Linked DNA regions of Homo sapiens: region 1 is linked to region 2. A link is a contact called in ENCODE Hi-C data. All regions are on one chromosome and are shown on one strand. The core of a region is the stretch at or near the end of the contact, and the rest is flanking DNA. Distances in the headings are between cores, read along the strand shown. Region 1 holds the start of RBM11 (RNA binding motif protein 11). Region 2 overlaps LIPI (lipase I).

Region 1 (6,046 bases), core at 1,759-4,258, 100 kb before region 2:
TCAAAAAAGCTGGCGATGTTATATCATAGTTTAAATTTTCTGTCATGAAGATTAAATATCTTTTCAAGAATAAATAAATTTATCATGCATTTTGATTTGGAAACTCCATCTGGTAAATTTCCAAAGGAAAAATGTTTAAATATGTTCAAGACTTTTAAGTATATTGCATTGTTTATAAGTGTGAGAAATTAGAGAGGCTCTAAATCTAACAACTGGAGATATTATTCCATGGTGTGTTACTAAAACGGAATAAAATATAAATTATAAATATTCAGATTATATTGATAGAAAAACCTATAATATGCAATGAAGATTTAAAAACACAGAGCCAAATATCATAGAAGATTGTTAATTACAACTAACGAAAAATTACATCACAGCCATGATAATGATTGGAGGAGGCACTTACAAACACAAACAACTGATTTAATGCTGAATGGTTCAGACTTTAATAACTGATTATTTTTCCCTGTAGAGTTGCATAAATAAAAAAATTGCTTTTACTCTAAAGAAAAATATTAATGATCATCTTTAAAATAATTCTGTGTGTTAAGATTTAGTCTTTTCCTTTCATTCTCTGTGCTCTCCCAGGGACTAGCTTCCCTTCCCTTCTGGCTTCAAGGACCACCTCATCAACAAATTTACTTTTCCCACCATGTCTCTTTCATGGAGACACCTCCTGGAGATGTCTATGTTTTTGTACTTCAATCTCAACATATTTGAAACTGAATTCACCATATTTTCTCTAAATCTCAACTCTAGTATTAAAAGTGTAATGATAATAAATCTGATTTTCTCATTTCCAAGTATAATCAGAAATTTGAAAGAAAATAGTAAAAGGATAAATATACTGTAATATAAAAACCAATAAAATTGGTGATTTTTATACAGATATTAAATAGATGTAATCACTATGGGACAGAACATGCTTACGTGATTTGAATTTTGACATAAATTTAGATATTCAAAGCATTTGTAAAGATAAAAGTCAACATGAAGACTTACTTTTAGCAACAATCACACTATCTTACAGTATTTTTTAAATCACAATGAAATACATAGTGTGATAGTTGTCAAGTTTTGCTGGGTGTTGAAGTCTAAAGTGGAAGAGAAACTCCACTTTGGCAATTCCTTTCAATACCTAGACAAAAATAAGAACTTATGCTTCTTACCTGATCTATTAAATAAAATTTATATTTTGCTTAGGTGGAAGAAGGAACTGATAAAGAATGAGAAGATAATATATAGTCTTGTGGATCCACACAACTGATATTGATCGAGTCCTGATTGACTAAAAATAATGGTTATTGGATAATGCAATCCCACCCCAGTCTTCCACTCTCCTTTTTTTGGAGGCTCAAAGTGAAAGAAGTCTTCTGGAGAAAAATAACTCTAAGTTTACTTTATATTTCTTTCGGTTTTTGTTGTTGTTTTTTTTAACTTAATATAGTAAGTTTTAAATGATACTGAATGAAAAAACAGATATGGATTAGAGTTCATAAAAAAGGAGGCAAGTTTAAAAAGATGAATTAAAAGGATGAACCTAAAAGTCTTAAAATCAATAATATTTTTCAAATAATAAAAAAGTTTTACGTCCAGGAAAGGAAACTGTATTCCTGGAAAGAACCCTCTCTACCAAATTGTATCTACAATTAAAAGAGGGTTGCTTTAGTTAAGTTTCGAGACAAAAGTAAGTCCTTTCACAACCAAATAAAGGACCCCTTTGACCCATTCAATCCTGAAAATTTAGTTCTGTAATTGCCTCCCTCGGAACTTTCCCTTATTCTGATAGGAGAAAGTAACTATTGATTTCTCTTGATGTTAGTATTATTACTAATAATAACAGCAGTACCATTAGCAGTAGTAGCGGTAGCAAACAGCGAGTGCTAGACTCAGCTGTAGCCATTTTACCATTAGGCCACATATTCCGATAGCCACATTATACTGCAGATACTACTACTCTCTTTTGACATATAAGGAAACTGAAGCACTGAGGAATTCATTGACAGGCTCAGAGTCACACTGCTGACCTCAGAGTTCGCACGCGGAACCACTTTTCTATCTATGTCCCTTCTCTTTTTATAGATTATCGTAAACATTGTAATTTTAAGTTCTCCCTGTTAGGAAGATAAAAGGATGTCTCGTCAATTTGTTTTCCCAGCACCCTCAGTATTTGCCCCGTAATTCCGGATCATTACACGGTTAGGGGAATGGCTGAATGAGTGTATCTTTTTGGCAAGTGATACCTAGCTGTATAGGACAATACGATAAGTGAGCGTGTATACAGGACACAGCAGGCTTAATCCTAGAGGTACCAGATCTCAAAGTTTCCGAAGGTCCTCTTGGTATGAATTAAAGGGCCTTGTCCAGGGAATCACCTGGTCACAGTCACGGTAAGTTGGCTGCCAAATCATCTCAAATCTCACTTTTCATGCTGGAATAAAAATACTGTCCGCATAAAAGGGCTTGAAGGAAGGAGCAAGGTGTAAAAGGAAACATTATAAAAGCGACCCCTCTCCTTTTGGGGGATGTCAGGCGTGCTTACTACTTGACGGAGAACAGTGACCAGGCTGTTTTCGGTTCTGCCCGCGCACACCCGAGGCCCAGGCAGCCTCTGGGAAGCCCTTAATCAGAAACGGGGGTTGAAGGAACCACGTCCCTGCCCAACCCCAGGACTCTGCAGCGCGGATGGGGATGGGGAACGCGCCCTCATTTCACTCCCCAGCCGCTCACCTGGAGACAGGTGCGCCAAGAGGAAACGAAATTAAAACCCCTGCTCAGGATGGGACGGAAGGGGGCCGGGCTCCGGGTGGTCCAGGTGCGCGCTATGTTTCCGGCCCGACGTGCTCCGCCCCTCCGCCGCCCCTTCCCAGAGACGGTACCTGAAGGAACAGCTCGTACAGAATCTCTTCCCGAACTCGGGCCTCTAAATTCCCAACAAACACGGTCCTGTCGGCCTCCTCCTGAGCAGGGAACATCCTCCGGTCTCGGCCGTAGAATGAAGTAGGAGCTGAGACCCCGCCCCTTCTCCGGCTTTACGGCGCCGCCTGGGTGAGGGGGCGGGGCCGGCGCCGGGAGCGCGCGCTGGGGGCGAGGCATGGCTCCAGGGCCACGCCCCCAGCGGACTTGGGGTACCGCCCACCGCACTGCTCCCTCGCCTGGCGTAGGGCTGGGCGGTGGGAGAGTGGGTGAGAGTAAGAAAGATGAATGCAGAAAGGGCTTTACTCTTTAGCTAGTGGGGTGGCTTCCTTTTTTTCTGGCACATTAATTGATTTTGGATTTATTCAATCAACATTTTAAATAAAGTCACTGTAGAGATGATTTAAATTGTGGTAACTTCATTGCAGAAGCTCCCAGGCAAATGCGGGGAGATACATTTCTTTGGGTCCAAAGAATAAATGAACAAATCATGAAGATATTAAACTATAAATAATTTTTGAAAGAATCGATGTTTGCATGGATGTGGATACAACAGAAAACTAGAATTAAAGTTTATTTTCCTAGAAAGTGCTCCCTAGATGAGTTTTTGAAACTGGTCGCAGAGGTTTTAAGTGGACTCCAAAAGGAACTTGAGAAAGCAAATACCAAGGGATATACTGGTGAGAGTGAGCCAGTTTTGTGTCTAAGCCAGAATTTTTGAGGATGGCAGCTAGGGTTTGTGTCAGGATCCAACGGCTGTACTTTGTTTCAGGGCTATACTTTGTATATGGTGTACCAGGCTAAAGGCTTAGTTCTTTCTTGGGGATAATTTTTGTTTTTAATAAAAGTCTTATGAACAATAAAATTACAAGAAAGGAGAAAGAAAACTTAGAATCTCAATACTTTGATAAATCAGCTGTCAACTGTTAACTTGGCTTCCTTTCTGAAGCTACCATACGTCTACATAGGACCTTGAGATCATCTCATGAATATCATATAGGTGATCAGAACATTATTTGACCTTTAGTTTGGCATCGTGATAAAATTTCATTTTGAATTGAGGAAGCATGCTTTTATCTGGTTGATGGACCAAAAAAAGTCATCTTTTCTAATGAAAAGGTACACATTTTAGGAAATCCTAATTTCTAATTGATCTCTGACATTACATAGTTTTATTACTTTGAACAAGTAATTTCTCTTTGGAATTCGGATTCTGTTTCTTAAGGAATGGATTGGACTAAATATAGTTACTTCATTTAATAGGTATTTTCTGAATGCTTAATTCTTGGAAAACAAAGGGAAATATAAAAGTCTGACCTCCTAAAGCTTATACTTTGGGAGAGACAGCCTTTCTACCCTCACAAATATAATATAAATGCTAGTAACTTCAGTAGTTACCTTCAACTGATATAAGTCCTGTCTCCATTTTTTTTTTTCCTTTTTCTTTCCTCTATCATCAGTAGAGTTGCGGTACAGTAAGAAGGAGTTAAGGAAACACTCATATTGTAGGCAAATAAATATATGTTGATCAAATGAATGGATACTTGCAAGTCTCTGTTATGTGTAGACCTCTTGATTTATTTGTATTCATTTACTTCATAAATCTCATCAAAGCAACATATTTCCTCCTTGAATTCCCCTCAGACACTTCTTATATGCAAGCTGTATCTTCAGGTTTCAGTTTAAACCATTGCATGTATATGAGTGCGTATGCTACAAACCTTTAACTACACTTGTAATTAATGTTCATATTATATTGTTCTATTGAAATTTGCATCCTTCTTTGTCTACAAATGTGCATAATTTTGGTGTTATAATATCCTCTTCTGGCCGTACATAAGTTTATAGTGCTTATAATTCTAGAATACTTAGTTAATATTATAAACTCTGAAAGTCAGCTTCTGTAGTTAGCAATTTTTTCAGAATATGATCTCAATATATCATTTTTCTAATGTAAGCATGTTCTGTTTCTTAACTCATATTGAATGCATGCATGGTAATAAATCTAGTAGTAGGTTAAAAATAATTCACTTCACTTTCAGTATTTACTGTACCATTAGTCATATATCAGGTTTTAATGGGTTAAATACATGTAACACTCTATAAAGAGCTAGCCTTTCTTCATTTATATCAGGATGTCTGATGTCCCTAGCTGAATGAACATATAATAAATGAAAATATATGTATATATACATGTATACCTCTGTATGTCTATATATGTATAATTAGAGCTCATTTCTTTATCTTCTTTTGCCCAGCCAACTTTTTTTTTTTTGAGATGGAGTTTTGTTCTTGTCGCCCAGGCTGGAGTGCAATGGCCCAATCTCGGCTCACTGCAACCTCCGCCTCCCAGATTCAAGCAATTCTCCTGCCTCAGCCTCTGAGTAGCTGGAATTACAGGTGTGTGCCACCATGCCCGGCTAATTTTTGTACTTTTAGTAGAGACAGGGTTTCACCATGTTGGCCAGGATGGTCTCAAACTCCTGACCTCAGGTGATCTACCCGCCTTGGCCTCTCAAAGTACTGGGATTATAGGCGTGAGCCACTGTGCCCGGCCCTGTGCAGCCAACTCTTACTCTCTTTTGTAGTTAAGCCCAGGCAACATGTCCTGCAATGCTTCTCTGAACTCTGCCTTCCAAATTAGCTGGCCACTCCACTTGTGTGCTTCCATAGTTCCCTAGGTACACTTCTGTCAAGTCCTTCTCACTGGGAACTAGTATAGAGTAAATATATTTCAGTACCTAAGACAATCTTTGACACACCTGTAGGTGTATAATAAATAGCTATTGAAAGAATACAGATTAAATAAATTAATGTCTTTACTTTGTATCCCCAACAACAAAGTCTGTGCCTGGAAATCAATAGGTACTTAATAAAAGTTGCATAAGTGAATGAACAACTGAAACAGAAGGAAGGAAGGAAGGAAGGAAGGAAGGAAGGAAGGAAGGAAGGAAAGGAGGTTGGCCAACTACTATTAAGGGATTTTATTGGATGCTTTTTTAAATTGAACTCATTTTTGTCTTCACTTTTTTAAACACTTATTTTGTCTTTATTCTGATTTTTTCTGAACCATATTTTTGTCAAGTAAATACAGTTTTTCAATTGTTTTATGTGTATTAGATGTTTA
Region 2 (5,769 bases), core at 853-3,352:
CTCTTCCTAATAGTGGCACTGGGCAGTTTGGCAAATATAAGAACTTACGTTGGACTTTTCGGTCTCCAGTCATACATCTCTTTCATTTGAAAAAAGGTGTCTTTTCTGTGATAACTGTGGCTCTGATAATATTAGCATAGTCTTTTGATAACGGCCCAATTTTTTGAGTCACAACCGAGTGTTCAGCACCTGTGTCTACCATAAAGTCTATTTTTCAGCGCCCTACTACAATTGAGACCATAGGCTCCTTGGGGCCTAATGAGATGGAGCCCGATCTGTCTCAGTCTTCAAGGTAGTCATTGGCTTCTGCCAGCCCAATTAGATCCACGTCAGATCTTACTATGCCTTGCCCAGTGACGGAAGGGGGCTCTGTCCAGTCATTCTGTCTCTGGTTGTTGCCCTTGTCCTATTCTTTCTCTGGACATTCATCTTTCCAATGCCCTCTTTGCTTGCATCTCACACATTGATCTCTCTCTAGTCTAGGCTGACCTTCCTGACCTGTCCTGGTCTCCTGATCTGGCCTAGCTTGTCCTCTACTGTGACCACATCCATGACACATTCATGTCCTCTTGCAAATCCAGCCTCTCTTTCAACCAGGGCTGTGGCCAAGAACTCTGCCTTTTCCTTCACTCTACGCTTGGCCTCCCACTTTGCTTTTTCATCTCAATTTACAAACACTTTGGTTGCCACCTGGATAAGCTGGGGAATGTTCATACCTTCAAACCCCTCCAGCCTCTGCAACTTTTGCTTAATATCATTTTGTGCTTCACTCATGAATGCTGCATTAACCATGCACTGATTCCCTGCCACTTCTGGGTCAAAAGGTGTGTAGAGTCAGTAAGCCTCACAAGGCCTCTCTTAGAACTCACTGGGGCTTTCATCTGGTTTCTAATGAACCTCTGAAACCTTTCCAGTGTTTGTTGCCTTTTTCCCTCCAGCCTTTATTCCTTGTATCAGAGCCTCTCAGTATCTCAGAAAGTTTAGCAGCCCTTGGGCCTGATTTCAGTCCCAGCCTGGATCAGTTTCTATTGGTAAAGTCTGTTGTGCATACTCTTTGACATCTGCCATGCCTACTGGGGTGTTGCTTTCTAGCCACTGATTAGCCACTTGTATTACTCTGCAGCGTTCTTCTGTATTGAACAGTGACAGAAGGAGCTGCTTGCAGGTCAGCCCAGGTTGGGCTGTGAGTTAAGAAGATGGACAGCATTAGGTCAATAAGAGCCTGGGGTTTTTCCGTATAGGAGGGAGTATGCTGTTTACAGTTGAAAATGTCTGTAGTAGAGAAGGGCTTATAAAGATAAAGCTGTTCTCCTCCTTGAACCTCATTTTGTGCATCTAAATAGATCTGTCCTCTAGTTTCTCTGAGGGGCATCTGCATGGCTTGGGTGTGTCCTGACCAGGGACGGCCAACCTCATCCTGGAGTTCCTCCTTTGATTTATCAAGCAGTGGGCCTGGCTCTTCCTTATGTGGTGAAGTTTGGGGGGTACTCTCCTCTGAGTCCAACCCTCTGGAGGCAGCTGCTGGAGTGGCTTCCCGCCTAAGCCTTGCCAGAGATGGATAAATTAGAACATAAGGGGATGGAGTCTCTAGCTCCTCTGGCGGGGCCTGTAGGACAGGCTTTTCCTGTTGTCCTTGCTACTCTTTCTCCTGGGCCTGCACTTTGTGGGTCTTTTCTATTGTTCTTTGTTTTGTTCGAGCCACTAGAGTCTTACAATAATCTTCAAAGCAGGCCTGTAGCCATTTTGGACGGGTCTGAATCACGTTCAGCCAGGAGTCTATGTATGGGAACTGATCAGGGTACCCAGGCTGTTGTCTGACCCCAGTGACCACCCAAAACACTTGGCCAATTATTTCCATATCTATGGTTCCCTCAGCTGGCCACCCTACATTAGAGGGCCAGTCAATTTCAAAAAGGGTTCTTAGCCTCTGCGGTCTTAACTTCATTCCATAATCACCATCAAAGCCTTTCTTAAAGTTCTTCAACATACATTCTAATGGAGTCGGCTTCAATGCTTTTTCTCCAATTTCCTCCCTCACAGCACACTTTCACTCTCACTTTCACTCTCAGATTCACCAGACCGGGTCCTATTACAGGAGGTTTGGGTGCTGCTTGGCCAGGTCACACCCAACTACTGCTGTGAAGCTATGAAACTAATCCTGTCGGCCTTACGCACTGACCTAGGTCTGGCTCATCCCACACTCGCCTCGGAGGACACAGTCTGCACTAAGAGATCTGCACCTCCCCACATCACTCCCCACATTGGCCTCTCCTGAGACCATCTCTTTCACACACTGTCACACACCTCCCCTGCCCTAGGACTCCTCATCAGATGAAACGAGCCTCTCTCATGTCCCAGATGAGCCTAGTTAGGCTCCCACATTCACACACATACACACACCACTCCTACCCCAGGACTCCTCATCAGGTGAAATGAGTCTCTCTTGTGTCCCAGGTAGGTTCACACACACCCACACACTCCCACACACTCCCAGTTGGGGTGGCAAACCACTCTTGTCACCCTGCCAGCAAGCTCTACCTTGCTGCACTTGCCACTCTTCCAGCCCATTTTCTCCCTTTTTCCAGTGTGAGTGGGGACACGAGGTTCATCAAAATTGGCAAGCCACTCCTGCTGCACCCAGCTACTCTGGGTTGGATAAGTGGTCGTTCCCTGGGAGGTGATCAAGCTCCCCTTCTGTCCTTATGGGACAGGCTTCCCTAGGGACCAACCTTACCTTGGTTCAGTAGTCTGCCTGCGCACTGCTCTGTGACTCTCCTGCAACTCCTGAGTCGGTTCCGTTTGCACTGTCAAGGGAAGGCTCCAAGACACGGGAAAACCGTTCTCCTTCTGGGCTGTGTTACTCAGTGGTGCCAAGAGTCCCAAATCTCCCACGTCCTGGGGCTCTAACCCATAGGCAAAGGAGACAGAAACCTACAATCTCCAATCCCAGATGAGCCCCCAGAAATGTTGTGGGGCAATCAGAGATAAGAGAGATCGAACAGAGTTCAGGAAAGGTCTTTATTAAAAGGTGATCACCTGGCTCAGTTGGACTAGTGTCCAGAAAAGTCTGAGCCCCGGACAAAGAAAGCAGCCACCTTTTAAGCTGTCAGTGGCCGGGAGCTATGTGATGCAGGAAGCCTACTTACAGAAGCGAGAAAAAAGGCAGTTGATCAGTCTTTTACATTTATTTATGCTATATGTTCCACATCCCTGGGAAACTATGTTTCTGTATCAACCTTGTAACTTTGCAGCTGCACTAGGGAGGTGAAGCAGGAACTCGCTGAGCCTCAAGGAATATGAAATTAGCAAGTAGGTAAGGCTTGCTGAGCACAGAAGGAAAAACAGGTAGTTAGTATTCTTCTCTAACTTAGACTATGGGGGGTGGGGAGCGGGGTGCGGAGGTTGCTATACTAAGCTTTTGAAGGAAAAAGTAAAAATGTCTTGGTTGTCTTTGATTATACTTGTAAAATTCATGAATTCCTTCTTCACCACCATGTTGGTCAGGCTGGTCTATCAATTCTTTAAGGATGTTGTTTTGCCATCTTCTACCATGCACTGAACCTAAAGAGAAATATGTTGCTATCCTTTCTTTGTTGCCCCAAAGATAATCTACTTTTCTTCTTGGCTGGTTTTAAGATTTTTCTCTTTGTCACTGATTTTGAGCAATTTGATTATGATGTACCATGCTGTAATTTTCTTCATACTTCTTGTATTTTGAAGTTTGTTGGCTTTCTTGGACCTGTGGGTGACATGGTTTGGCGATGTCCCCACCCAAATCTAGTTTCTCTGAGGGGAATCTGCATGACTCAGGCATGTCCTGACCAAAGACCGCCAACCTTATCCTGGAGTTCCTCTTTGATTTATCGGGCAGTGGTCATGGCTCTTCCCTACATGTTGAAGTTTCGGGGATACTCTCCTCTGAGTCCGACCCTCCAGAGGCAGCTGCTGGAGTGGCTTCCTGCCTAAGCCTTGCCAGAGAAGGGTAAATTGGAACATAAGGGGGTGGAGTCTCTAGCTCCTCTGGCAGGGCCTGTAGGACAGGTTTTTCCTGTTTTCCTTGCTGCTCTTTCTCCTGGGCCTGCACTTTGTGGGTCTTTTCTATGGTCCCTTGTTTTGTTAGAGCCACTGGAGTCTTACAATAATCTTCAAAACAGGCCTGTAGCCATTTTGGGTGGGTCTGATTGTAGTTCCCATAATCCCCACATGTCATGAGAGGGACCTGGTGGAGATAATTGAATAATTGATTCATTGTGGTGGTTCCCCCATCCTGTTCCTGTGATAGTTAGTTCCCATGAGATCAGAACTTTTTTTTTTTTTTTTGAGACAGAGTCTTGCCCTGTTGCCCAGGCTGGAGTGCAGTGGCATGATCTTGGCTTGCTGCAACCTCTGCCTCCCGGGTTGAAGTGATTCTCCTGCCTCACCCTCCCAAGTAGCTGGGACTACAGGTGCATGCCACCACGCCTGGCTAATTTTTTGTAGAGACAGGGTTTCACCATGTTAGCCAGGATGGTCTCAATCTGCTGACCTCATGATCCACCTGCCTTGGCCTCCCAAGGTGTTGGGATTACAGGTGTGAGCCACTGAGCCCGGCCAAGATCTGAAAGTTTTTTAAGGGGCTTCCCCTTCGCTGGGCACTCATTCTCTCTCCTTCTGCCCTGTGAAGATGTGCCTTCTGCCATGATTGTTAAGTTTCCTGAGGCCTTCCAAGCCATGCTGAACTGTGAGTCAATTACACCTCTTTCCTTTATAAATTACCCAGTCTTGGGCAGTTCTTTATAGCAGTGTGAGAACAGACTAATACAGTGGGTTTATAGTTTTCATCAAGTTTCATCTAAATTTCCAGCTATTTTTTTGAGATTTTTTTTCTGTGTTCCTCTACTACTTCTCCTCTGAGGATTCCAATTTTAAGTATTTTTGGCTACTTGAAGTAAGATCTAATATTTGATAGTACAACAGTGTGATGATAGCTTTGGTAATTTTAAAATTCTATTTTCTCTTTGCATTTTATTTTGAATAGTTTCTGTTGCTATGTTATCAAGTTCACTGATTTTTTCTGCAATATCTAATCTGCTTTTAATCTCATAAGTGTATTATTCATCTCAAACATCGTAGTTCTCACCTCTTTATATCTCTCATGTCTCCACTTCACTTTTGAAGATCTGAAATAAAGGTATAATAACTGTTTTAATGCATTTATCTGCTGAGTCTCACATTTGTGCTAGTTCTGGGTTAGTTTCAATTGGTTGATTTTTCACCTCATATGGGTCCATTTTCCAGCTTCACAATGCTTAGTAATTCTCAATTAGATCACAGATGCTGTGAATTTTATCTTATTGAATGTTCTATATTTTTGTATTCCTACAAATGCTCTTAAATTCTATTCTCAAAATACTGTTATGTTACTGGGGTTAAACCTTTCAGGTCCTGCTTTCAAAATTTATTAAGCTAGCTTGGATAAGTGCTCAGTCTAGGTGTAATGATTCCCACTACTTAGAGAAGACCCTTCTATGTGCCTTATCGAGTGGACTATGAATTGGGTTTTCTCACATGGCAGGTGGAAATAGGCACTATTCTTTTCCCTGTGTTATTGCTGGAAACCTTATCCAAGTAACATTTTAAAAGAATATTAGGAATAAGTTACATTGCAGGAAACAAAATCAATATACAAGAATTAGTAGTTTTTCTTTTTTAATATATTTTAAATGCTTATTTATATTTATGAAAAGATTCATAATATATTGCCTGGTGAGAAAAGCATGATGTCTTATA

The links. Hi-C counts contacts between places; a loop is a spot of excess contacts on that map. Pooled maps may share reads with other maps.
Region 1: a map of B cell shows a loop between it and region 2 (2.1-fold over the local background). The contact joins the promoter of RBM11 here to the enhancer-like site in region 2. A Hi-C loop is called at or near these places in 1 of 168 maps with a recorded cell type or tissue (B cell), 2 of 37 single-sample maps with no recorded cell type and 3 of 50 pooled maps.

Annotation. Positions count from the first base shown.
Region 1 is chr21:14,213,119-14,219,164 of GRCh38, reverse strand. RBM11 (RNA binding motif protein 11) reads right to left here and starts at 3,008. Exons shown (of 5, transcript NM_144770.5): 1 at 2,883-3,008. The coding sequence starts at 2,978. RefSeq lists a silencer at 2,962-3,191.
Region 2 is chr21:14,112,729-14,118,497 of GRCh38, reverse strand. All of the region lies in intron 9 of LIPI (lipase I), which reads left to right. It also overlaps the pseudogene ERLEC1P1. Among named protein-coding and RNA genes, the nearest start is that of LIPI, 95 kb to the left of the region's middle. RefSeq lists an enhancer at 1,959-2,108. Within about 2 kb of position 2,102, at least 2 of the 41 ENCODE cell types and tissues checked have a DNase peak (open chromatin) inside an H3K27ac peak, as active enhancers do; they include B cell, where a contact is called at or near this core.